Linked DNA regions of Mus musculus: regions 2 and 3 are each linked to region 1. The links are chromatin loops, found by intact Hi-C in ENCODE. Cell type or tissue: left cerebral cortex. All regions are shown on one strand. Each heading gives the region's core, and the rest is flanking DNA. Links, peaks and the distances in the headings are about the cores only.

Region 1 (6,263 bases), core at 762-5,761:
ACCACTTTAACCAAGACTAGTCCTGTTCTATACAAGATGGTCCTGCCTGCTTGCTAACTTGTGAAAAATGTTTACATATAAGTGGGAAGTATGAAACAACTGCTTGGTTATGAAAAGGCAAAATACATGTCAGTTTTTTTTTTTTTTTTTTTTTTTTGGATCTTTCAAGACGGTTTCTCTAGCCCTGGCTATCCTGGAACTCACTTTGTAGACCAGGCTGGCCTCAGAAACCTGCCTGCCTCTGCCTCCCAAGTGCTGGGATTAAAGGCCACCACTGCCCAGTATCTCAAAGCTTATTAAGCTTTGCTAGGTAGCCCACTTGTGACTGAACTGTAATTTCTGTCTGCAGTGCAAGCTGTTGGTGTAAACTACTTGTGCAAGAACTACAGAGCTCAGTTAAAGCAGTTTTTGCTGGAGCACAGGCAGAGAAGTTATGCAAACTGAACAAGAGTAGCTTTATGTGGTGTTGTCAAAACATGCAAGTACCTTGATTTGGCTTAAGGAATCAAGTTTTTTTTTAGGTTTGGGACTTAGTGGGGTTTGGATTCTGGGAATAGGTTAAAATTGCAGGCTATCAACCAGTAGAATAGTTGAGTCTTAGAGACTTTAAAATTTGCTGGTTCAGTTAGAAGTACCTGGTTTGTTTTTGTTGTTGGTGGTGAGATTATTCTCCATGTAATAACCCTGGCTGTCCTGAATTTGTAGACCAGGCTGACCTGGAATTCAAATTTTCCTACCTCAGCTTGCCCAGTGCTGAGATGATGTGCATGCCACTATACCTGGCCAAGTACCTGTTTTAGTGGTCAAGCATGTCTAGTAGCAGCAGGTGACTCACTGGATTCACTGGAAGGGGCAAGAGTCCTGTGGAGCACTGTAGAGGGAGATTAAGAGGTGATTGTGATTTGTCAAAATTGATGCATTAAAATGAATGTAAACCTTTAAGAAAGAATGTTGTTGGCTACCTGGTTCCTTACTAAGGCCTGCCTGCCTGTTCTTCACTACTGTCCCTGGTAATGCCTGTCACCCAGAAACTTTCTCACTTGTCTCCCACACACATGAAATATTCCTACCTTTGGTCTTAGCTTCATGTTGCCAAGTTCTTTGGACTATCTGCCGTTAACTTTGTATTCTTCAGAACACTGGATAAAAAAAGGTCTAGTATCTCTTCATTGCTCTTGATAATCTGGAGATTTAGTGTGCATGTGGGGTGTGTGTACACACATGAGTTAAAATCTACATGTGGAAGTCAAAGAACAACTTGGTTAGATTATTTCCTGTCTTAACATGGGCTAAAGTTGAATCCTATGAACACATCTTATTGCCATCCCCCCACTGTTTTTTTTTTGGGGGGGGGGGCGTATCTTGTCTCAGGACTGGCAACATAATAGGACCACAAACAGCAGTGGAGTGAGTTTCAAGTTAGCACTTAGTGCCATTTTGAACATTTCAAAAGTCATTCAATATGTATATTAACGCTTAACTGGGCTTCAGGGTGTAATTGAAAAGTGACCTAATTTAAGTGACTGAACTCAACAGAGTTTTGATGATTCAACTCTAAGAAAAGGTTGGTTTCTACACAAAATTGAGAAATATGAAAAGATAGGGATTATAGCTATTAGTTTGCCTTTGTCTTTATAATGTGCCCCATCTCATTGTATGCTCAAGTCTTTTGGCAGGCAAGGAAGAACATTCAAGTCTAGGACTAACTATGCCACATGTGCAGGTACTCAAATACTCAACTGCTGAGCCAGCTCAGTAGCCCCTATCCCTTTTCTGAGACAGGGCCTATGTAGCACCCAGGTGGACCACTAGCTGGCTGAACCCAAGCATAAGCCTGAGCTGATCTGCAGCTTCTACCTGAGTGGCTGGGATCACATAGAGCTGAATGCTTCTATCCATTTTCTAGTGGGTGTTGGGAATTGAACTGTGAGTCTACCAAGCTACACCCCCCAGCACCAGAACTTTTGATTCTTGAATTAATGTCCTCAGACCACCAAATTTTTGGGACTGTCTTGTGTGATGACTGAGGTCATCAAACCACTGTAGGTGGGACAATAGTTACCCATTGTATTCAAAAGTAATGAAAAACTAATAAAGTGCAGATAGGAAAAAATTAATTTTAGCCAGAAGATACATGAAACATGTCAGCAGATACACGTGTGCCAGTCTGTAAAGCAAGACCACTTTTTGGTTCAGCCCTATTTGTGGTTTGTCATTTCACTCTATTGGTTGGTTGGTTCCAGAATTTAGGAAGTTACTAGTAACTTTGCAAGGCTAGTTCAGGCAGCCCAGACAATAAACATAAAATCAACTTCCTTTCATGCAACAATTCTCTCAACAACTCGATTTCGCAAAGGTTTTCAGGATTTGTTTTTAATACTGCCCCCTTAGCCTCAACTTTGAAAAAGAACTGAAAGTCGCTTACAGGGAGGTCTGGTCCTTGGAACAAATACTATGTTTCTATAACTTGAGAAATAACACCACCGAGCAGCACCTTCTTCACTTTGCTCCAGCGAACGGGGAATAACAACCACAGCTACGGACACAAGGCCTTTAAATCAAATAATCCGAATTCCTGAGTTTTGCATTTTGAGCTCGTTCTCTAGTTTCTTGCCCACTGTGACCTGTTTGTTTTAGCATCAGTCCAAAGCAGAACTTGGCTGACCCAGGCTCTAGACAGAATGAGGCAGGCCTCTGACAACAATATCTACATTTGGGGGTTAATGGAAGGACAGAAAAAGTTCAGGGTTGGTGATCAAGGGCAGGAAAACTAGCTGCTTAGATTGCGAACTGAAGAGGACCTGGAGTGAGCGCTGACCAGAGTCCTGGCTACTCCCAGGCATGTAGCCATTCAGGGGCGAGGTTACAGCGACATTTTTGAGCCGCTAGGTGGTAGCCGTGTGCTTCCAAAACCCGGGTCACCTAACTAGAGAACGCAGCTGGAATCCCTAGAACCGACCTTAGAGTCCCAGAGCGGGGGAAGGGAGAGAGACGCCCCTGAGACTTTGCCATCTCCTACGGCAAAACAGAAGAAGGCGTTACTTAGCGTAGTCATCCCACGGTGGTGGTTGTGGTGGTGGTGCGTGTGTCTGGGAAAAGCCACTATCTTGCGTGGCCTAAGGGTAAGGGTAAACACGACTCCTTTCAGTTGAGTCACCCCACCGGGCGGGCCTCGTCTGTCCTCCCCTTGCTTCCCAACTCTAGTGGATGTGAATATGAACAGCAAATGTGAGCATTCTTTGGGAACCCCGCCTGCTCCATTCGGCCAATATTAGCCTTGTGTCGGAGAGCTCCGACGGCTTCCAGCGCTCACCAGGTCCAGCTTCGTGGGTTCTGCCATGCTGAACGGCCAGTCCCATTGCCGACAGTATTGAGTGCCTCCCCTCCAACCCTGAGCCGCCAGAAGGAGGAGGCAGCGGAGAGGCCGCGGCAGGCAGGCGAGCAGGCAGGGCCGGCTTTGATGTGGGCGCGGCGCACCCAGCCGCGCTGAGCGCCCGTCCGGCCGCGCCCCGAGGGGGGAGCCCCCGGGCCCCGCATCCTCATTGTGCCGGCGCGGGCCCGGACCCGCCCCTGGCCCCCCGCCCCCTCGCCGCCCTCGCGTAGAAAACGCCCCGGCCGCCGCCAGCGGTGGGAGGCGGCGATGCGCACGGCCGGAGAGACACAGAGGAGGAGACATGAGCCGGCGGGCGCCCAGACGGAGCGGCCGTGACGCGTTCGCACTGCAGATGCGCGCCCCAGCCTCGGAGCGCTGACCCCGGCCCCGCTAGCCTCGCGTCCCGGTTGCGGCGCCTCTGCCGCAGCACCCGCCGTGCATGCTGCCCCTGGACTGAACCCGCAGCCCGCGTCTCGCGAACGTCCAGACGGCCCTCCCGTCCGCCCGCTTCAGTCCAGCTTCCCCGCACCGGCCGGGCTCCTCCCGCACCGCGTTCGCCCCACAGCCCCCGCGCCGGCTCGGAGGGCGCAGCGCTCCGGAGGAGCCGCGCGGGGCGCTGATGCCGCAGGGCGCGCCGCGGAGCGCCCCGGAGCAGCAGAGTCTGCAGAAGCAGCCGGCAAGGAGGGAGCAGCAGCAGCGGCGGCGGCGGCGGCGGCGGCGGCGGAGGCGCCCGGTCCCGGCCGCGCGGAGCGGACATGTGCAGGCTGGGCTAGGAGCCGCCGCCTCCCCCCCCGCCCCGCGATGTATTCAGCGCCCTCCGCCTGCACTTGCCTGTAAGCACCCGCCCGGGTCTGGCCACCCTGCCTGGATGCCTGTCCCTGTGCGTGTGTGGCTCTGTCTGTCTGTCCGCCCGACTTTCTGCTACGTGTCTGTCTGTCTATCTGTGCCCCTTCCTCGGATCTCACTGACCTCCTCTCCCTCTTTCTCCCGCAGGTGTTTACACTTTCTACTGCTGTGCTTCCAGGTTCAGGTACGTGGGCTCCTGAGAGTCGAGTCGTGTCTCTCCCCCACCCCCCTGCCAACCCCAGCGCGCTCTTCTTCGAGGTGCTGGCCGACCCCCCTTCCCGGGACCGCGCCCCCTCTCGGTGCCCCACCCCTCCTGGGCAACAAGCCCAGTGCACCTGTTCCCAGGGCGCAGAAGGGCGGCTTCGCGCGCGTCCTGCGCTGGCGGTATCAGGCCAAGGGCTAGGAGCTACTGCTTGAGCCAGTGCAGACTGTCGCGGCCTCGGTCAGCCTCGGTAGGGAAATCTCTCAGAGTCGGAGGGCTGACTCTGGCCCGAGTGATGTGTGGGACTCCAACCTCCGACCACAGCTGGCGAGGTAGGGACCTAGAGGTTTTTATGCCAACTGTCCCTTTACGGCTTGCTTGTCCCTGCAGACAAAAAGGTTGTTTTCAGCTAAGTGGATTTTGAGTCCAGAGAGAGAGAGCTTTAGTTGTAAATTACTCTGTGTGTGTGTGTGTGTGTGTGTGTGTGTGTGTGTGTGTGTGTGTGTGGAGAGAGAGAGAGAGAGAGAGAGAGAGAGAGAGAGAGAGAGAGAGAGAGAGAGTTCTCCCCATCCTGCTGCGCTCTGCTCCACATGTCCTTGCCCAAGGTGGTGCAGCCCAGGGCTTGTTCCCTGCCTGGTCCCCGTTCGCTCTCTGTGAATCAGAAAAGGGCTTGGCGCTCAGCCTGGAAAGCACTTGCTAAAATCTGATCTGTTACTTCAGCAGCTTTCAGACTCGGGAAGGTCTTGGCACACAGACAGTTGGAATGCTCTGGCTTCCAAAGCCGTGGAAATGAAGGAAAAGGGGGGGGGGGGTAGGGAGTCGACTTCAGCCCCGATTAGAACCAGACCAGGGCTGCCTCAGCATGGTGTGTGTGGGGCGGGGTGTGTGTGTGGGGGGGGGTGGCAATAAGAATAGGAAACACCAGCTGCCCAATACCTCCACCTACCTACAGCTACAAGGGAGGGGACCCAGAATAAACTGGACATAGGCCAAAAGAGGATTATCTGTCCCCTCCCCCTCTCCGTGAAAGGCAGGTGTCCTTGCAGGGCTAATGGGAAGATGCTTGGTTGTAGCCTTCTGAGTTCTGGAGATGCCTGGAGACAGCCCTGTGCACCAGCTAGAGGTGGTTCTCCCAGTTTTCTGGTACAAGGAAGTGTGTGTGTGTGTGTAGCTGAGGCCGTGGTTCCTAGTTCAATCTTCACTGTTCCTTGGGACAGACATGAAACTCAGTGCAAAACCAGTTGAGACTCTGGGCTGAAAGGATAGATGGATGGACAGACTGATGGCTCTTTCCTTCTATTGGCCAGGCTGGGGTCCCCAGTGACTTCTTGAATCAATACAACTGGAGTCAGTAACTTAACGCTGGCTGTTTGCCAAAGCAGATGTGACCCTATGTGGTGAGGGGGTGGGGGACAGGGTCGGGGAATGGTGGATGTTAAAGAAAAGGCCAGTTCCAGGCATGGGCTGCCTAGTCTGTCTGCAGCTGAATTCCCAAGCAGAGGGCAGGTTCCAGGGTCACTCCAGGGGTTCTGCTTGTCTGGCTGGGCTGAGCTTGGGCAGGAGCTGAGGAAATGGGTGTGGAGGCAGAAAGGAGCCTTTGGGTCTCGCTGCCCAATCCTGTGCATGATTGCTGCTCTTGGTTCTTCTTTAAGGAGGACCCTGGAGGGGCTGCCGGGTGGTCTTTGTGTTCTCTGATGGGAGTGTGAGGGAGGGAGTCTGGACTCTGCTTCCCACCTCCACCTCCTGGCCGGAACTAAGCCAGCATCTTTGAGAAAGATCTGGGTGGTCTGCTTGGGTTAGGTCAAGAGGCAGGATTCATGCAGGTGAGGGAGCCTCGTCTTT
Region 2 (6,263 bases), core at 588-5,587, 510 kb after region 1:
ATCCTTTTGTCTTAGCTCCAAACTTTGTCTCTGTAACTCCTTTCATGGCTATTTTGTTCCCTATTAAACAACAACTTTTTAAAGATATTTTGTCGCCAGGCAGTGGTGGCACACGCCTTTAATCCCAGCACTTGGGAGGCAGAGGCAGGCGGATTTCTGAGTTGGTGGCCAGCCTGGTCTACAGAGTGAGTTCCAGGACAGCCAGGGCTACACAGAGAAATCCTGTCTCCAAAAACCAAAAACCAAAAAAAAAAAAAAAAAAAAAAAAAAAGGTATTTTGTTAAAATAACTATCAAAGTTTCCCAAACTGTTATAACCAACAATTCGATTCTGAAAATGGAAAAAAGTCCTCAGAACCTGAAGATAAAGTGACAGAATTCCTTTCAACACATACAACCAACCAGAAACTTCCAGGTTTAATTTTCAACAATCCAGTTCTGCACATTGTGCAGAGTCCAGCAGACATGAGACTCTGTATTTTATGCTACTATACTTCCATTTTAAAACGTGTACCTCAGCTCCCTGGATAACATCATCCACAGAAACCATGAGGCTATCCAACAGACTTTCAGTATCACCATTTATTATTTATAGCATTAAATGGGGGAAGTGGCTCTGATGTCACCAACCCTACCCAGTGGAATCACTGACTCAATAAGCGATTCACACTGGAGAAACTCTGACGAGGAAAACATCTTGCTAAGTTCAGCAGATCTTTCACCTTTTCTTAATACTGTGGAGCAGATACTAGTTGTTACTATATCAGTAGAGATACAAAGAAAACTATCAAGGTTTTCACAGGAAGAAGCCCTTTGTATGTTCATTTGCAGAGGCTGATTTCCTCCCCAACTCTCCTGGGCCCAGTTTGATTTCCCTCACGTTCAAACTGGCAGGTAATACCAGTCAGCCATACTTTATTTCTTCCGCCAATGAGCAAATCCTTCACTTTCCCAGACTCAGAGTCCTGTTTCCAAAAACCTTTCTAGCACCAAGTCTGAGGTCAGAAACGGGTTAGGGGTGTCCGGGGAGACCTGACCAGGCTGGCTACCAATGGTTCCTAACAGTACAGGGATCGCTGCTTATCCGTGGGCCAAGAAACCCCCCTCCCATTTTTTATTATTAAAATAAGAGAGGGTGGCAGTGATGAGCGCGACCTCTTCTCCCTCCCCTCTCATTTCCCAAATGATAAAAGTTATGGTTTCCCTTTCCTGGGGGATGGAATTCAAGAGTACCTAGGGCCTTGCTATACAAACATCCTTCACGGCAGGGTAGGAAACCCTTTGTCCAAGAAGCCTGACACCGCAGGGGCCCGGAAAATAGGCCCCTTATCCGGAACAGCCTCAGACTCGTAGGCACCCCCAACATCCCAGTCCAATGGGGCTATCCTGGCATCCATACAGCGGTAGCTTGGGGCGAGGGTGCTGAGACCCACCCCTACCACCCACCCCACCCCACCCCACCCCACCCCCCGCGCCTAGGTTATGGAGGCCGAAGCGGCTCCAACTGGTCTCGGACTCCCTTCCACCACCATCACCCTCAGCTTGAGCGAGGCTGGGAGGCGCGATGCAGGCCCGGCCAGAGGAATCCAGGGAAGGGAAAAAGAAATCCCCTTCTAAAAACAGAGTGTGATGGCAAGGCAAGAGTGAGCAGTGGCTCCGGCAGGAGCGAGGCTGGGGCGCCGGAGACTGGCCGGAGCCCGGCAAGGAGGGGGTTGGGGGAGCCGCGGGGAGTGGAGGCCGTGCCGGCCCAAGAGCGCGAAGCGTCAGCAACGAGCCATAGCAGGGGGGCGGCCGGGCCCAGGCGGCGGGGAACGAGGGCTGGCCTGGCGCGGACGCCGGGGTGGGCAGGCCCCCCGGCCGCCGGCCGGCCGGAAGAACTGAAGGCCAGTGGGCCGCACTCACCATGAGCTCGATGGTCTTGTCTTCAATCACCGAGTCGGGCTCCATGGCGGCCCCGGCGGCCCCGCCTCGCTCTCTCCGCTCAGCAGCGATCGGCCCGGGCGGAGGAGGCGGTGGCGGCGGCGGCGGTGGAGGCAGCTCTCGCACCCACTCTAGCTGCCAGCCCGCCCGGGCCGCCCGCAGCTCCGCCCTCACCCTCGGCCGACGCAGGACGCACAGCGAAGACTACAACTCCCGGCAGCCGCGGCGGCTCGCGCAGCTTTGTGGGAGCAAGAAGCCGCTTGGTCCAATCTGCCGGCTTCTGCCACCGGAGAGAGCACCTAGGGGAGCGCAGGGCTGTGAGTGCCGGACGTGCAGAGCTGGAGTATCTAGGGCTTGCTCGCGATAGGGCCTCGCGAGCGCCGCGACTACTTGTCCCAGAAATCCTCGCGCGCGAGGTCTTCTTCCGGTTGGTCGTTCCTGACTTCCTGGCAGCCCGTAGCCGCACGGACCTGGACGGAAACTCCGAGGCAACTCCTCACTTGTCGGAGATCTTTGCAGTGCGAGCGAGCGATCTCCGCACATGCGCAGTGGGTGTCTGCGGTGCCCACTAGTCGTCTAGGCTGCAGCGCTGCCGTTCCGTGTGTGTTGCATTTGGTAGGGACAGATGGTGGAGACAGGTGGGTCCCAGGTTGCACTAGGAAGTGTGGGAGGGGGCCCGCGAGGTCGAAGACACAATTAAAGGAAGATGGGCATCTAAGAGTTTGGAGACTGAGCTGGGAAAGCGGTGTGTGGAGATCTGCCACACTGACTGGGAGGAGCTGAGCCATGAGAAAGAAGCTATACATTTTGAAGACACTTTTTTTTTTTTCCGAGACAGGGTTTCTCTGTATACCTGGCTGTCCTGGAACTCACTTTGTAGACCAGGCTGTCCTCGAACTCAGAAATCTGCCTGCCTCCACCTCCTCAAAGGCGTGCGCCACCACCGCCCGGCCGAAGACACTTATTTTTAAGCATTCAGTTTCTACTAGTACTGCCCTAAGCACTGGGAATGACCGGAGAGACCTCTGTTCTTATTCAGCTTAATTCTAGTGGGAAGACAGCAGACATTGACTAAGAGTTAGAAATGATATGAAGAAACGCATCTAGAGACTTCAGAGAACCTCTAACTCCTTGTGACTTCCAAGTCTGTCAATACCCTCGAACCAAAAGCCCCCAGGAACACGCTGATAGTTGAACAAGGTGGGTTTTTTCCTAGCTGAAGTAGAAATGAACATACACCATGATGAAGCAGGGACGTCTCAGTAAGAGACCTTAGGTAATGTAGAAAAGGATTTGAAGGGGCTTTGGAGCAGATACTGCCGGGAAGTGGGGGTATAAGACTGGGCACCTCAGCCTTATCTATGGGAAGTTATATTAGATTAAAACTAATCCAGTAATTGTTGACAGCCTCTCCTGTTAGCCAGATTCAAGTGTTTAGTCTTGTAGCTGTGTTTCAGGGACTTGGACAATGTCCATGTTTTATCTGTGTTCACAAATGATTATGGGGTGGTCTTGTTTTTGTCTTGATCCATAAGCTAAGGCCACAGAATGGCCTTGTCTAATGTTGACGGACTGTTAAGTTGTTTATGTTTACAGGAGACCTGGCAGTCAGAGCTGTTATAAAGTGTCTCAAGGGCCTGGCTCATTGTACCCAGCCCACTTCACAGTAGCAGTGCCTGCTTGCCTGCTTCTCAAGTTTGTTTCAATTCTTTGCCCCTGTAAAGAGGATGACTTAGTACTCTAACGATTCCCAGGGAGCAAGGCATTACAGTAATCTGTATACATCCACATCACAGTGTAAATCCCCTGCAGATAGACTTTGAATCTTTATCTAGTGGCTTTCACCAAGAGATTGAAAGAAAAGCAACTGGGAAAAGCCCAGAATTGGAGTTACTGCCAATACCTTGCTGTCTGGTTTTCCCCAAACTCTCTTCCCTTTCTGGACTTGGGACAGTCAGAAGTGTAATGAGGAGGTTAGGTTAAATGACCTTTGTTTCAGTTACCTATTGTGACATAACCATCCATTCCAAGGCGTGGTGGCTTAGAATAACAATGGCTTATTATCTTATACAATTACGTAAATTAAGCAAGCTCATCTGGACCAATGTGATATATATATCAGCTGAGGTTACACATGGGGCCTCCCAAGCTTCTGGAGGGTGGCTCAAAAAAGGGCAAGAGCCATCAGCAGATGCTTATCAAGGTCTGACTGCCGCATCAGTCAAAGCAAGTCCAAGCCCATATCGAGTGTGGGAAGTTCTATGGATACTGAAAGACTAGTCTATTAGGCTTCACCAATGCAGCCAAGACCTTGAAAATGCCAGGACCTTTCATACACTATAGCATGTAGGGGCCACAGGATGAGTATGAACCTCCCATGTGTTTGTCTAGCCTAGACTACCACATTCCTTGTTTTAAAAATCTTCACATGTTGAGTGTGGTAGTACACGCCTTTAATCCTTGCACTCAGGAGGCAGAGGCAAGTGGAGCTCTGTGAATTGAAGGCCAACCTGATCTGCAAAAGGAGTTCTAGGACAGCCAGGGCAGTTAACCAGAGAGAAACCGTGTCACCAAAAAACAAAACAAAACAAACAACACACACACACACAAAAAAAAAACCCTCTGGCATATCCATAACCTGAAGGTCCTGGGTTCAACCCATAGCACTGCCAAAATTAATCAGTTAGAAGTTTCACACTTTTGGAGGACTAAAGAGATGGACTCAATGGCTAAGAGTGCTCCTGGAGACCTGAGTTCAATTCCCAGTACCCACACTAGGAAGCTCACAGCTGCCTGGAACTCCAGTTCTGGAAGAACTGATGCTCTCTGGTAGTCTCCGCAGGCACACCTGTGCACATACCTCAACACACACAGAGTTAAAAAATAAACCTTAAGGCCGGGTAGTGGTATCGCACGCCTTTACTCCCAGCACTTTTGAGGCAGAGGCAGGCAGATTTCTGAGTTTGAGGCCAGCCTGGTCTACAGAGGGAGTTCCAGGACAGCCAGAGATACACAGAGAAACCCTGTCTCGAAAAAAACAAACAAACAAATCTTAACTTTACATTTTAATTTTAATTTCTCTGACTTTTAGATCTATATGATGACAGTACTCAGTGGCTCAGCATCCTCTACCTTCCTTTCAGAAAGTGTCTCTATATAAGTAAGCTTCCACCATTCCCATTACTCCTTGAACTCAGTCCATTTTTTTTTTGCTGCTGTATTGAATATGTGAGAATAGATGACGTGTAAAGAAACTAAAGCTGGGCAGTGTCAGTGCACCCTTTAATCCTAGCACGTAGGAGACAGAAGTAGGCCAAGCTCTGTGAATTCAAGTGAGTTTCAAGATAGCCGAGGCTACACAGAGAAACTCTGTCTAAGGGGGGAAAGAAAGAAAAAGGAAACTGGTTTAGTTCATGGTAAGAGCAAGGTGCCAGCATCTGCTTGCCAGTGCCTTCCCTAGGTCATTGCAGGCAGTGGTCATCACATGGCAAGATGCTATAGCAAGCTAACCAGAGAAAGCTCACTCCATAGCCATGCAACTCCCTTATTAGCCCATTAATCTATGAAGGGGTTAAATGACTGATGAGAGTAAAATGACCTAACCCTCACAATGGGGACTCGTTTCAACCAAAGCTTTGGTGCCACATTCACACCATAGCAATCTGCATGCTTCTCATTTGAATGCTAAATCCCTGGGGATATCTGAGTTTGCAACCCCTGGCATCAAAAAAGCTCACAGTTTCCGTCCTTTAATTAAAATCATATGCCTCATGAAAAGAAAAAGAAAACTAAAATTATTGGCTTGGATTCCAAACGCTCAAAGAGATTTTTAAAAAGCATGTTTATGACAGAAGACTTACATAAGCTGAGCCAAGGCTGACCTCCTTGCTCTGACCTCTTAGAAAGAACCCGGGTGTGCAGGGATTCTTATTGCTTCAGGCTTGGTGCTAGCTGGTGATCAGATCTGATCATAGACAAAGGCCGAAGAAAGTCATAAGGCAGTTTCTGTCCAGAGCTTCAGACAGCTCTGGGCCAAGGTTTACAAGGCGTGCTGACAGTGAAGAGGTGTGGACCAATGACCCTCAACATGATGATGAGGTCTCGCTAGACATCGGAGTGTGGACCTCAGATGACCATGCCAGGAGGTGCATACCACACATAGTCAGATGTATTCATTTATCTGCAGTAACCTATATGTGTGCCTGTTAGCAGTTGGCTCCAAGCCCACACACCTTGCCGTCCTTTGAGATGCTGGAGCATGCAGACTGTGCTTAACTTCATGAGCAGAGATCACAGGTGTGGCAAAATGAAGGGGCTCCTGGTCCTGCCTCTGTTGTACCTTCT
Region 3 (6,263 bases), core at 588-5,587, 120 kb after region 1:
AACTTATTTTCCCCAACTGAGTCTCACTGTGTATACAAACCAGACTTAATATCAGGACGCATGCCTAGCAGTACATGACCAACACAGAATGAATTCAATGGTATAATTTTTTTCATTGTCCAATAATTCTTTGTCTGGGCATTAAAAAAAAACAACCAACCTTACAGTTTTTTTCTCATCTATTATGTTTTCCAATCTTGTATTTTTATGGGGTTTCTGTGTGTGCAAGTGTGTGTGTGTGTGTGTGTGTGTGTGTGTGTGTTTACATCTGTGTCTATTTTTTCTTTGGCTTTGTTTTTTTCTGTTTGGTTTGCTCCATTTCGGTTTGTTTGTTTCTATCTTTTCTTCTTTGATTTTATTTTTTGATGCCTGTTTGTTTTCTGATGTCAGGGAGAAAGAAAGCGGTTTGGAAGAGAGTGGATTCGGATGGGTAGAGAGGTGGGGAGCATCTGGGAGAAACTGGGGGACAGGGAACTGTAACCACAATATATTGTATGAAAAAAATCCATTTTTAACTTTAAAATTAAAAAATTTAATTAATTTAAAAAAGAAAATTTGAAAGAAAGAAAAAACAAAACGTAGAACTCTATGATGGGTATACACTCTCAGATAGCCACTCAAAGTAAGTTAACACTACAAAAAGATGCTCTCATACTCATGTTTACTGTTCTCACGAACAGCTTAGACAACAAACAACAGATAAATGAATAAAGAAAATGTGCATGCAATGAACACTCAGTGATACATGTTCAGCCATAAAGAAAAATGAAATCCTGACATTTGCAGGCAAACAGATGCAAATGGAGCTCAAAATATGTTCATATGTTTGAAGGCTTAGTCAGAGAGAAGCACTACTTGAGGAGGGTTAGGAGGTGTGGCCTTGTTGAAGGAAGTGTGTCACTGTGGGGAGGACTTTGGAGTTTCAAAGGTCACTCCAGGCCCAGTTGCTTTCTCTTCCAGCTGCCTGCAGATCCAGATGTAGAGCTTTCAGCTACCTCTTCAGCACCATGTCTGCCTGCATGCCTCCATACTCCCCACCATGACATAATGGACTGGACCTCTGAAACTATAAGCCAGCCCTGAGTAAATGTTTTCTTTTTTTTAATAAGAGTTGCTGTGGTCATGGCTTCTTTTCACAGCAATAGTACATAGACCAAGACACAACATTCCCTGAGTCCTGGGTCCTCCTGCCTCCACTTCCTTAGCGCTGTAGTTACAGCATTGGTCACCACACTCTATTTCCATGGTTCTGAGAAAGGAGCCCAGGGTTCTGTGCATGCTAGCAAGCCTCTGCCAACTGAGCTATAGTCACAGAAATTGTTATGTTAAGGCTCTGCATGTGTGTGTGTGTAACTCATGAAAGTAGAAAAGAAACCATGAAAGTGGAAAAAGGAGAGGGCAATAGAATTCAAGGGATGTGAAAGCCGAAGAGAGGATTGCATGGACTGAGGGGAGGATCAGCAGGAGGAATGGAGGAGGGCAAGGGGGACAGGAATAAATAAAATGGAAAAAAAAAGTATAATGGTGTGTGTTTTTGTGAAAATGCCAGAATGAAAGCTATTATTATTATTATTATTATTATTAAAATAAACTCTTTTAAATAAGCACATTTACATCTTGTGTTAATCTACTGAGTGTAAAGTCTTGCAGAGTAGAGTGGTGGCACATGCCTTTAGTTCCAGCACTTGGGGAGGCAGAGGCAGGCAGATCTTTATGAGTTTGAGGCCAGATTGGGCTACAGAGTGAGTTCCAGGACAACTAGAGCTACACAAAGAAACACTGCCTCAAAATAAACGAATAAACAAACAAACACACAAACACAAGACAAGTCCTGTCTTTTCGCCCAGTCTCAGGCACAGCTTCAAACAGTGGTTTGGATAAGTGCAGGACCATGCCAGCTCAGGGAGCTCAGACTGTGGCTGTATTCACACTGCCTAGGGATAGGTCACTCTGAATGGTCAGGTAGTCTGGATAACTGCTTGGTTTTATAGGTGCTGGGCAGGATGGTCAGGGGTCTGTGGGATGGCAGGTTGGGCAGACTCTGTGCTTCCCTCTCTGACGGCCCTGTCAGGGTGCTGCCCAGGACTAGTGCCACAGCTGAGCCCATGGCTATATGCTTGTGGCTGTGGAAGGTAACTGATCAATAAGGCCTGGTTGTCCTGGGATGCCGTTGATAGCAGTGAATGCCCAGAGGGGTGATCTGAGCTTCTGGCTATTCCTCAAGGCCTGACAGCACAGGTGAGACCAGAAGCAGCAAAGAAAGAAGCATTGACTGTAAAAGACAGTCTGTGTGGGGAAACCAATTACTATGCTTGCTTAAAAAGAATACAAAGGCTGGAGAGATGGCTGTGCAGTTAAGGGCACATGTTGAACTTGCAGGAGACCTGACTTCCTTTCTCAGCACTCATATGGTGTCTCACAACCTTCTGTAACTCCAGTTCTCTGGGATCTAAGCCTTCTTCTGACCTCCATGGGCTATACATGCATGTAGACATACACACAAAACAAACACATACACATAAAGGCCCACTCCTCTGCCATGCAGTGCAGGGGGATGGAAGACACTCAGAGGCCTGCTCACTGCATGGATGGCCCTTGGGAGGAGACATTATAATGTGCAAGGATGTGGGAAAGAGATGGGAGAGAAAGAGAAGAAGTACTGTTCTATGAAGTACTATGAAGAGAGGCTGAACTGGAGAACAAGGGTGGAAAGGAGTAGCGTGTTGTGAGTAGCTTGCCATGCTACCTGAGGCCTTGCTGAAGCCCCACCCTGGGCTGCCAATGGGGGCCATGGGGCAGCAGGGGTCTGTGTCAATGTTAGTGGTTCATATTACCAACAGAGGCCACGAGTGCATCCCTGGTCAGGGTTGCCACCTGGGACCATGTTGATATCCAAGTGCCATGCAGAGTTGCACCTTGACTGGACAGCACAGTAGAGTTGGCCCTGATGCTGTGGACACAGATGAGTTGGCCTGAAGTCATGAGAGCAGGAGAGCTGTTTTGCCCCTTGTTAGCTGCAGCACTGGGTGAGCTAGCTAGGGCTATGCTAGAGAGCTCCTCCTAGTGGTGAGGGTGTGGGAGAGCTAGCACCCAGGTCCAGATCCAGGGCTTTAAGTTGGCCCACCCCAACATCTACTCCATCTATGAACTGCCAGAGACCATGAAGATCCTATAGATCCCCATGACACAAGGCAACAACAGGACATCTGAGAGGAGTCCTGGTGAGGTTCCAGTATTGATAGAGTAGCAGAAGCCAGAGACTCATTGCAGTGAACATTTGCAAGAAAAGATATGTGGACAAATCTGGGCATGGTGGCACAGCCAATTGATCTCAGCACAAGGAAGTAGATCAGGAGTTCAAGGCCAGCCTAGGCCACAGGAGATTCTGTTATAAATAAATAAATAAGTAAATAAATGAACAAACAAATAGTAAGAAGATCCTGGCTGTCAGGAACTGGCGGTGCGAACCTTTAATCTCAGCATTTGGGAGGCAACCTGCTCTACAGAGTGAGTTCCAGGACAGCCAAGGCTACGAAAGGGAATATTGTGGGACACACTGGTTCTGCAGATTCCATGATGAGATTTTTTTTAAATTTTGGGGTGGGGTAGGGTGGGAGGTTTCAGAGAATGGATATGAAGGGATGGGAAGATGAGGGAGATGATATGAAATTCACAAAGAATTAATTAAAAAGTTAAAATGAAATAACATAACATAAAACCACTCATTATGTTATCCCCCAGCCTCAGATAACAAGATGGCAGCCTTGGTGATCACTCTTGTTAAGCTCTCTGGGGGCCAGCTTGAGAAGTGCATGTTCATGGACACAAGTTACCAAGTTTGTGCTTATCTGTGACTCTGTCATCTTATCAGATTGTCTCTGGCATTTCTTGTCTCTTTTCACCTTCCTCTTCAGTGTCTCTTTTCCTTTAGAATGTGGTGGTGCACGCCTTTAATCCCAGCACTCGGGAGGCAGAGGCAGGCGGATTTCTGAGTTTGAGGCCAGCCTGGTCTACAGAGTGAGTTCCAGGACAGCCAGGGCTACACAGAGAAACCCTGCCTCGAAAAACAAAAAACAAAAAACAAAAACAAACAAACAAAAAAAAGTTGTTGTTTTATAAAGCATTTCTTTATATTTTACTAAATAACGTTTTCTTAAAAGTATACATTTCTGCAAAGCTTAGTAAAATTTTGTTGAGAGTTTTATGCATTTAAGGATGAGAGACATTCCTTCAGTGTCCCATCATTTCCTGACTTTCTAATCAAGAGTAAATTAAACTCATAAAATGCCCTTTCATGTACTTGATTCTATGAGGAACAAAACATCTAAGATCAAGTTTTCTGGATGATAGGGCACTCACAGCCCGACCCCGAGCTTCCTCTGTAGGGAGGGAAGTGGCTGGTTCTAACTCACATGTCATTAGCCTACAGGCTTTCCATTTCTTCTTAAGTCAATTTTAATGAATCGCCTATGAAAAGAATTGTTCTTTTGTCTCTGTTTTTCAATAACTTGGTGAAGCTCTCCATAATTTTTTGTGTTGTTTATTTAACATAAATTATACCAGTTTTTATTTTTTCATTTTTTAAAATTGTTCATTGTGCTTTTTCTCTTTTTTTTTTTAAGAACAGGATGATCAGAGATGTGTCTGTTAGTCTTCTAAGAAGAAGTTTTATTTCTCGATACTTTCTCTCATTACATTCGTTAACATATTCTTTGAGCTTATACTGTTATGTTTGTAATTGTGGTTGTTTGAATGAAAATGACCCCATAGACCCATAGGGAGTGGCACTATGAGGAGGTGTGGCCTTCTTGTCATAGGTGTGGCCTTATTAGAGGAAGTGTGTCACTCTGGGCGGGCTTTGAGCTTTCAAAAGTCCGCTCTAAGCCCACAGTGTCTTGCTCTTCTTGCTGCAAGCGAATCTCCATGTAGAACTCGCAGCTCCTTTAGCACCATGCTTGCCTGTGTGCTGCCATGCTTTCTGCCATGATGATAACAGACCAAACCTCTGAAACTGTAAGCCAGCCCCAATTAAATGTTTTCTTTATAAGAGTTGCCATGGCGGGTGGTGGTGGCGTACGCCTTTAATCCCAGCACTCGGGAGGCAGAGGCAGGCGGATTTCTGAGTTCGAGGCCAGCCTGGTCTACAGAGTGAGTTCCAGGACAGCTAGGGCTACATAGAGAAACCCTGTCTCAAAAAACAAAAAACAAACAAGCAAAAAAAAGAGTTGCCATGGTCATGGTGTCCCTTCATGGCAATAGAAACCCTAACTAAGTCATTTTGAGCTTTCTTCTGAGGTGATAGATACTTTAAATTTAATTAAAATTTAATTACCACAGAATGTGGTAATGTATCAATTAATCACATGCTACCTTATGAATATATACACTTAAACATGTATGTTTAAAAACTAATTCAATTAAAAAATATAACTATTGAGGGTTGTGCCTTTCCCCAAGGGTTCAGCAGTAACTGCATTGCAGGGATTTTAATATACAGAGAGTTTGATTATCTTTCAGCTTTTAATTTTTAAATGTTCTGACCTGCTACTACTTCTTTGATCAGTAAGATTTTTAGGAACTTTTTAACTTTTTGATTATTCCAGAAATTTCAGCATGCATCTTCCCTTATGCAAACAAGACTAAACTCTGCGAATATTTCTCCCTGCTGAACAATGACGTCACCTGCAAGTGATCTTACCAGTTGTTTGGATTGGTATTTTTACTCTATCTTATTTCTCTCCCCAAACTAGATTTCACTGCCTTTTAAAAAAAAAATAACCTCATCTACTAAGATTTACACACATTCAATATTCCGGCTGACATTTCAGCAGTTTCCTCAAAGATGATTATCCTCCTGCCTGAAGCTCATCTTTCAGATCTCAACATAGTAAATTCTCTTAATTCCTGTGCCTAAATGTGTAAGGCTTTCCCTTGTCTGTGTGTCTATATTTAGAATGAGTTGCTTGATTCTGCATAGTTTGCCAGAGCATGAAGTCAGCCCCAGACTTTTACACTGAGTTTATTGAGATATCACATGCCATAAAATGCACAGTTCAAATCACACAGCTTGAAAACTAAAGCCTAAAGCTGCAAACGTCCCACAGGCCTCTGCCAGCACAGAGTCTCCTCTCCTTCCTACCCTCCGTTCCCTAGGCAACACTGACCTGCCCGCTCTCTCAACCACATTAGCCCTCGACTTTCTGAAATTTTATATAAAAAAACTCATACCATATAGAGTCTTTCATTTGACATTTTCATGCAAG

What was found. A loop is a pair of places that touch in the nucleus more often than their neighbours do. Peaks named below come from ENCODE experiments on the same cell type or tissue, not always from the same donor. Only the 100,000 strongest peaks of a DNase experiment are listed, where the experiment ranks them.
Region 2: a loop joins it to region 1, with 3 times the contacts of the local background. A loop is called at or near these places in 3 of 42 quality-filtered maps.
Region 3: a loop joins it to region 1, with 6 times the contacts of the local background. A loop is called at or near these places in 12 of 42 quality-filtered maps.

The regions. Positions count from the first base shown.
Region 1 is chr11:33,145,185-33,151,447 of GRCm38, reverse strand. Fgf18 (fibroblast growth factor 18) reads left to right here and starts at 4,048. Exons shown (of 5, transcript NM_008005.2): 1 at 4,048-4,206; 2 at 4,367-4,403. The coding sequence starts at 4,175. RefSeq lists an enhancer at 3,443-3,473 and promoters at 3,288-4,231, 781-4,231. In left cerebral cortex, for the core only: CTCF peaks have their summits at 2,887 and 3,971; DNase peaks (open chromatin) are centred at 4,062, 4,184, 4,715, 5,112 and 2 more places; H3K4me3 peaks cover 1,828 bases; H3K27ac peaks cover 224 bases.
Region 2 is chr11:32,638,574-32,644,836 of GRCm38, reverse strand. It overlaps Fbxw11 (F-box and WD-40 domain protein 11), which reads right to left and starts at 2,282. Exons shown (of 13, transcript NM_001271347.1): 1 at 1,902-2,282. The coding sequence starts at 1,946. In left cerebral cortex, for the core only: a CTCF peak has its summit at 2,493; DNase peaks (open chromatin) are centred at 671, 1,723 and 2,336; H3K4me3 peaks cover 2,511 bases; H3K27ac peaks cover 2,135 bases.
Region 3 is chr11:33,025,906-33,032,168 of GRCm38, reverse strand. No RefSeq gene overlaps it. Among named protein-coding and RNA genes, the nearest start is that of Gm12111, 100 kb to the right of the region's middle. In left cerebral cortex, for the core only: a CTCF peak has its summit at 3,065 (motif pointing left); a DNase peak (open chromatin) is centred at 3,038.